Linked DNA regions of Homo sapiens: regions 2 and 3 are each linked to region 1. The links are chromatin loops, found by intact Hi-C in ENCODE. Cell type or tissue: endothelial cell of umbilical vein. All regions are shown on one strand.

Evidence for each region. Hi-C counts contacts between places; a loop is a spot of excess contacts. Peaks named below come from ENCODE experiments on the same cell type or tissue, not always from the same donor. Only the 100,000 strongest peaks of a DNase experiment are listed, where the experiment ranks them.
Region 2: it touches region 1 in a loop (9-fold over the local background); 3 of 110 quality-filtered maps call a loop at or near these places.
Region 3: it touches region 1 in a loop (10-fold over the local background); 8 of 110 quality-filtered maps call a loop at or near these places.

The regions. Positions count from the first base shown.
Region 1 is chr15:39,361,623-39,364,122 of GRCh38, forward strand. The region is part of intron 1 of LOC105370777 (a long non-coding RNA gene); the gene reads right to left. Among named protein-coding and RNA genes, the nearest start is that of LINC02915, 110 kb to the left of the region's middle. In endothelial cell of umbilical vein, no CTCF peak of the experiment used is centred here; DNase peaks (open chromatin) are centred at 1,419 and 2,439; H3K27ac peaks cover 2,500 bases.
Region 2 is chr15:38,706,822-38,709,321 of GRCh38, forward strand. No RefSeq gene overlaps it. Among named protein-coding and RNA genes, the nearest start is that of LINC02694, 11 kb to the left of the region's middle. In endothelial cell of umbilical vein, a CTCF peak has its summit at 1,180 (motif pointing right); a DNase peak (open chromatin) is centred at 1,240.
Region 3 is chr15:39,171,150-39,173,649 of GRCh38, forward strand. All of the region lies in intron 1 of LOC105370777 (a long non-coding RNA gene), which reads right to left. LOC105370780 (a long non-coding RNA gene) reads left to right here and starts at 2,446. Exons shown (of 3, transcript XR_007064591.1): 1 at 2,446-2,500. RefSeq lists enhancers at 215-1,170, 1,171-2,126 and a silencer at 899-1,193. In endothelial cell of umbilical vein, a CTCF peak has its summit at 1,084 (motif pointing right); DNase peaks (open chromatin) are centred at 1,072 and 1,812; H3K27ac peaks cover 2,074 bases.

The sequences.
Region 1 (2,500 bases):
ACATGTTTTTCATTGTTGCTTCTCTAGAACACATTATGCGTGTGTGTGTGTATGTGTGTGTCTGTCATTCATGTGGCTTTGTGACTCATGTATGCTGGGTCCTCTCACTGTTTGAGGACAGCAGTGGCTCACTTGGACCATTTACTTAACTTAGGAGACCACTTTATATGGAAGATGGAGACATTTAGTTTCATGAAGGACGGAACAAAACAAAAGTTTTGAATAACGGCAGGTAGGATGTAGGTTAAAATGCAAAATGAATGCTTTAAGAATATAAGCATCGGGAGTAGAAGTTACTGAGTTGGCTATAAAATATTCTCTCAAAGACATTTTAAAGATATTTTAACCAGGCCGGGCATGATGGCTCATGCCTGTAATCCCAGCACTTTGGAGGATGAGGCGGGCAGATCACGAGGTCAGGGGTTTGAGACCAGCCTGGCCAACATAGTAAAACTCCGTCTCCACTAAATAAAAAAAAAAAAATTAGCCAGTTGTGGTGGCAGACACCTGGAATCCCAGCTATTAGGGAGGCTGAGGCAGGAGAATCACTTGAATCCGGGAGGCAGAGGTTGCAGTGAGCCAAGATAGCACCACTACACTCCAGCCTGGATGACAGAGTGAGACTCCGTCTCAAAAAAAAAAAGATAGTTTAACCACTAGATTCACATCTGTAAGAGGACAATTCAAGGGCCAGGAGACAAATGAGAAGAGTTTCATTCATTTATTGACGCTTTCAGTGTGCTAGGCACTGTTGGCTCAAAGCTGGGCAAGACACGACCTCTATCTATAGTGAACTTGCCAACTAGCAGAAAGATTATTTTAAGATTTATCTGTCAGTATCAATATTGTCATCTTATTTCACAGTCTTGGTCTTTATGACTTTTCTCTAACATTTAACCATTACCCTAACTGCTGTCATCATAATTAACATGTAAATATTTCTCAGTGCCATTGTCACTGTACAGCTACCTTCGCAAAATATTTTCTAACCACTAGTGACAGCACAATACAAAAACAGGTAAGGAGGTCTGCATTCTACAATGTTGCAGCCAGGTGTGTTGAAATGGCAGACAGCTCCCTGGGCAGCCACACAAGATTCAGATTACTAGAATCACTTGAGGTCCTGCTTCCAGGCCCAAAGTGGAAAACTGACTCTGTTACTGCCATTGGATTCCCTCGCTTCATTAATTAACTCAAAATTGCCTCTCAGTGGCAATCCAGACCTCTGTTTCTAATTTCCTTCTGTGCTGAAAAGTAAATAGGCCTAACCACATTTTCAAGCCCCTGTGCGTGGGTCTTTTGTGCTTATAGCAGACCACTATCCACTGGAAGACGTCTGGGCCACTGCCAAGTTGAGTATTCAATTTCTTTGTTGTTTTTCAGGATAACCTAGCTAACCGCAATCCCTTTCCACCATTCCTCTGCAATGTGCTTGAAATAGAGCCAAGACTCTATCCTACAAAATGCACAAGAAAAACAAAAAAGGAGGAAATAAATAAAGAAGGGGTCATGGAAAAAATCAGAGTTTGTGAATATTGCCCCATACGTATTTTCTTTTCACATTTTTCTCTCATGACTTCTCAAAAACATTCAGACCCCAAATGCCTGGTCATATTCAGGAATAACTCCAATGGCTTCCCATTCTCTCCTCCCCACCCAAGAAGATTATAGGATTATAAACATGAGGTAAATTCCTGGGATCCTATTCCTTGGGGCATATGCGCAAGCTTTTGGCTTTGGGAGGTGGGGTGTGGGGTGGCAAATGCCTAAAAGGTTTTGGATGACTATCCAAAGAGAAACAGATGGCTTTAGCACGCCTGTGCCCAACACATGATCTGTGTGACTCCTGCCCTCTCAACACCATCTCCGTGCCGCCCCCTTTCTCCCACACCCCAGACAAATAAGAACAAAAATGAGTCTCTGCACATTCAAAAGGTGAACTTTCAAGGACAAGTCTTCCCATATGGAAAGGATAATGGCATCATGCCAGAGCACGTGCAGTAAAGAAGGGCTCAGGGTGTTTCACATTTTCTCTTCCAATGGGTTCCAAACGTTCTGATGGACAATCTTATTCTTCCCCTATAAACTTTCTGCTCCATATCCCGCTATAGCTGTTAATACACTTTTCAATTTTCCTCAGGTCCCCAAATAGTGGGAACAGCACGAACATCGGCATGAAGGCAAGAAAATAGGAGGCATGTACTGGGGAGAGCAAATAGTTCAGTTGGAGAAAGGGCACATGAGGAGCAGTAGCAGCAAATAAGAATGACCAGGAGTTTGGGATCAGACACGTGGGACCATGAGTACCAGGTCAAAAGTTCAAACTTTATTTGATGATGAAGCAACATTAAACACTAAAGGTCAAGTTTCAGGAATGTAACTAATTCAGAAGAAACACAATGACACATAAAAAAAGAAATAGAGCCAAACACAAAAATTAGCAAAATATGAATGCTTCACCTCAGCGATGGATTCTTATGACTGAACACTGGGAGCCAGA
Region 2 (2,500 bases), 650 kb before region 1:
AAGCCACACCTCTTGTAAGCAGTGAGAGACTGGCAAGGATTTGATTGTTTTCCTCTTTCAATAAGGTACAGCTGTGATCTTCCAGTGGCTTCCAATTGAGCCCACAGACTGATTGCAATTAGAATCACCTGGGGGAGAATTCCGACCCTGAAGTTTTTTGGTTTCCAGCCGTAGAGATTCTGTGGCAGAACTAGAAGAGCCTGGAAATCTATTTTCAAAAAGCTCCCCAAGGGATTCTGCATGAACCAACTTTGGAAACAATTGTTGCAGGGACTATATGATTGACAGGTAAAGATCTCGTCATTAGTGATACTGGATTAAGCTCTTACATGACCTCAGTTTCAAGGCTGTGCTCACTCAAGTTACTCACTGCTCATGTAGGGAGAAAAAGGATAGCTTGATGGGCAGAACCGAGTAGTGATCCCAAAGTCGATTGGGAACACTTGGTTGGTTCTACATGGGAGAAAATTTTCTGTGCTTATGACACATTATTGTTAAGGTGAGATTTGGGGAATTGGCATAAATCCTTTTTGCATATCTAGTACAACTTCCTGCAAGCAACAACTTATTGATTGCCTAGCTGTCCCCATTTATTGTTACCCAAAATACGTAATATTAAGTGATATTAGAAAAAAACCTTCTTGGTTGCCATTTTTCTACCTCCCTCATTTCACTTTTCCACGTTCCCTTTTTGTTTTTTAAAATATTTTTTCAACTTTTTAGATACAGGAGTCACATGTGCAGATTTGTTGCATGAGTATATTGCACCCAGGTTGTGACTAGAGTCCCTAGTAGGTAGTTTTTCAGCCCACGTCTCTCCCTCCCTCTCTGGTAATCCACAGTCTTTATTGTTCTAATGTTTATGTCCATCTTTTTTTTATAGTCTATAACCATAATTTATACTTTTATTTTAGTATTCAAGAAGTATTTTTGCATTTTTACAAAGGATTTTTTCAATTTCCCTTTGAAATCTGCATGTTCTTGCTAGCTTTTAGTGTACCTGGGTTTACGCCGCACTGGTGGAATCTAATACTTGGTACAAATCAACATCCTGGGGGTTGCTAGGAAGGCCACATGCACACTTTTAGGTATAGTTGATTGACACCAGCGATGGCTTGGTGTACTTTAATGGCCTGAAAGTCACTCTCAGCAAGTGCTCAGCTTTTGACGCTCAGTGTAACACCCAAGAATGACCAGGAGATGGTGTTGTGGATCAACTTTTCTCCCACATTGAGCCGTGCAGGTGGTTTTCAGAGAACCCAAGATGATGAGATACAGGCTAATAAACTCACATTTGCAAACTAAGTAAAATATTTGAAATAAAAAATTTAACTTTAGGGATAAAGGTTGATGAACTGACTTTGCACATTGCTCTAAAGCCATCAGATCTGAACTTGACACAGAGCTTGACCTTGGAGGAGGTGTAGTTTGTTGAATATTTACTGGCAACTTTCTGCTCTTAGTAAAGAGGTCAGAGAAAGCCCTTGAGGAAGATTGGAGAGCAGTCTGAGGCTTCCTGCCACCCTAAGAGCAGCACAGAGAAGTGATTACAATATAAATGGAATTCTAAGAAATGCATATATTTTATACCGTCCTTGGCTTAATCATGAAAATGTTAGGCAAAAGTTGCTATCTACAAAATTAGCATAAGGAGAATATCTGATGCCGAGGGTCACAGGATTTTGCCCAAGTCTTTTGTGATGGCTAAGCAGTTGGCTCCCTTTCCTAGGCATTCGGAGATAATGCTAACAGACTGTTGGGTTTTCCTCTTGTGTATTTATAACCTCTTGTGTTTGTAGTTAGAATGTGGCCTGCTGGAATGGATTTTCTTTCCTATTTGCATGTAAATAACACCACCATGACCCTGTAAATTTCCCACAAGCAGTTTTAGAAATACAGTGGTGTTATCCCAGAGGTGGGGGCCCCTGCATCATTCCTAAGAGTGTCTAAGTCAATTAACCCAGTTGGTTTGATTATGGGCCTAAGACATCCAAGGTCACAGTAACCATCTGTGGCAAGATCAGTAAAGTTAGAAGAGAGAAAGCCTATGTACTCCAGGCACCAAGAGGAATGTGCCGTAACACAGGCAAAGTATGTTACTGGTAACATGGAAAGTTATTGGTAACGTGGAAAAATTGCGTGGCTCAGCAGTATCCCTCAGTGTTTAACAGAGAAGGCACTTAATGATGTCATCCTCAACGGCAGAGCCATTTATGTTTATAGAGACCTTCCTAAGAATAAAGTTGTGTGAACTCATGGTTCCTGGCTCAGTTTTATTTATGTGACTCTTTATGACTTGTGTCTTTTAAGATTTTTCTCTTTTGTTTTGCTTTTTTTTTTTCATGACAATTATGAAGAAATGGAAAGATACCTTTGTTTATTGACGTAATCAGGGAAAGGTGTAAAATTCAGTGGTGATTCTCCCACTGGGGAGCCTCTACCAGCTGCAAAATTTTAGGAACTGTGGAAAACAGGTTTTTCACCATCCATGCATGCTTTC
Region 3 (2,500 bases), 190 kb before region 1:
ATGCTTAGAATGGTACCTGTCACAAAATAAGTGCCAATAAATATTAGCCATTATTAATTTTGTGAGTCCTTCCAGATAGTTTACTCATATGTAAGATATATACATATATACACACACACACCTACACATACTCCTTTACCTCTCCCCCAGCCATTTTTTTTACAAATACAATTATGCACCTTGCTTTTCTCACATTTTAATTAAAAAATAAGTCCGCAAATATATTTTCTTCTGATAACCCACTATCAGCATTTCTGATGTGTGTCTTCTTGGCTTGAAGAAGGATAACTATGGTTTCCTGCTACTTTTTTTATTATTTCTTATTATTGTGATGGACATTGACGGAGAATAGCCATTCTGAGGGCAACCTGCGATAGGTAGGAATTAACAAAATCAGTCATGAAAAATGAGTGATGGTATAGATTGTGACCTTTTGAAGCTGGTTTTGGTCTCTGATCCATGTGGCTGTGGCAGCACCAAGAATTTCTGTATCAGGAAGTTGGGTACTAGCAATGATCTGACAAGAAAGTGGGGCCGGGGGATCTGTCTTAGAGTTGCATTTTCATAGAAAACATACTGTTTTCACCTGGCTTTAACACATATATGAAGTGGGGGTGTTTGCTGATGCAAGCTGTGAAGGAGAGGCATTATACCTGCCCCCCTCCCCTTTCCATCAAAGCATTCCTTGACCCTACCCCTGCCTCATGGCACTGTTGCCCTTGGCTCTACCATTTGGAGAAACAAAACAAAATGAAAACAAAACAAAAGAGAGAAACATAAGACCCATTTTCCTGATAGGCGCCCTGCCCGTAGAAGAAGAGCTGCAGCTTTGGCCCAGTCGGGAGGGTATGACAACCCCAAGTAGAGAGCTACTGAGAGAGGGAAGAGGAGAAGTAGGGGTTTTAATTGCAATTGCATTTTGATAGGAAGGGTAGTTGATCATACAACAGGTGAAGGAGGTCTTCTAGGGAGTGGGAGGGCCCAGACACTGGCTGTTAGCCAAATCCTCTCTCAGCTGCTCCCTGTGGTTTGGTGACTCAGGATTACAGAGGCATCCTGTTTCAGGGAACAAAAAGATTTTAGCTGCCAGCAGAGAGCACCACATACATTAGAATGGTAAGGACTGCCACCTCCTTCAAGAACAGGAGTGAGGGTGGTGGTGAATGGGAATGGAAGCCTGCATTCCCTGATGCATTTGTGCTCTCTCAAATCCTGTCTTAGTCTTAGGAAAGGAAGTAAAGTTTCAAGGACGGTTCCGAACTGCTTTTTGTCTCTGGGCTCAAGTTAGAGAACCTTGCAATCCTCAAAGATGTTAGGGCAGGAACAATCTGTCTTTCCAACCCCGTTTGAATGGCTTTTAGGTCACAAGTTATCCAAGAATGTCAGGGAAACTTTGCAGTTACACACCGACTCTCTGGTAAGGAAGCTCCAGAGAGACTGTGCCATGTGATGTCCCACATCAGTAGCCTGGAAGCCACAGAGTAACCCCAGACCCCTGACTCCCGGTCCCTTTGTCCTCTGAGGAGCTTCTCGGTCAGGGCCCTCATCCCAAATTCAGCCTTGTTGACCTTTTTCAAACTCAGCACTGAAAGGCTTCAAGGGCAACAGGAAGTCCCCAGGGAAGGGCAGCATCACCTTTAGGGGCTGCTGCTTTACTGGCTCTGTGCACAGAGAGTTCTGCACATGGAATGTGGACACTACATGTTTCTGAGCTGCTGCAGCTGCTCTGAACAAACGGACTCCCCCACTCCCGGGGAATCGAAACTACACAGTTTCACTCTGTCTTGTTGTGTTGTCAGCTGGCTTTCAGCATTCCCTTGTCCCCACAGAAACCTCTACATGGATCCCTTGCATGGGTGTTGTACAATGGGAGCTTTCATTCCTGCTTTGGCACCTGCAACCCTGGGTTAACAGTACCATGGAGCGGAGAAAGCGTTTACCAGAGTGCGGTGCCGCGATCCCACCCCGTGCAGCAGTTGAGCAGAGGCAAGTAGCAGGGCTATGTGTGCCTGCAGGGAAGGAGGGGAGATGAATCATGGGAGAACCATTCCCGCTGCTACCCTGAGTACTCGGAATGTCAACTACAAGTGTATTGTGTGAGGCAAAATGATACCCAATATTTACCCCTAACATATTCTGGGCTCCCAGGGGAAAACAGACCACAGAACCAAATGTACCAGCCAGGGTTCTTGGTTACAAGCCACAGAATCCATTCTTAATCAGAAGGCTGGTTCTGGAGCCAGGCTTTGAGGTCTCCATTCTGTCTTTATCTGTTACTCGCTGTAGGACCTATAAACCAATTATTCAACCACTCTGGGCTTCAGATTTTCATTCGTCAGATGAGGGCAGAAGGATTAATGCATTGAATATATGTGAACTAACTGGAGCAGGGCCTGACTCATATGAAGCATTCTGTTAACCATCATCACCATCACCACTACCACCACCACCACCATCATCATCATCATGATCATCATCATCATCAATTTATCCTCAATCA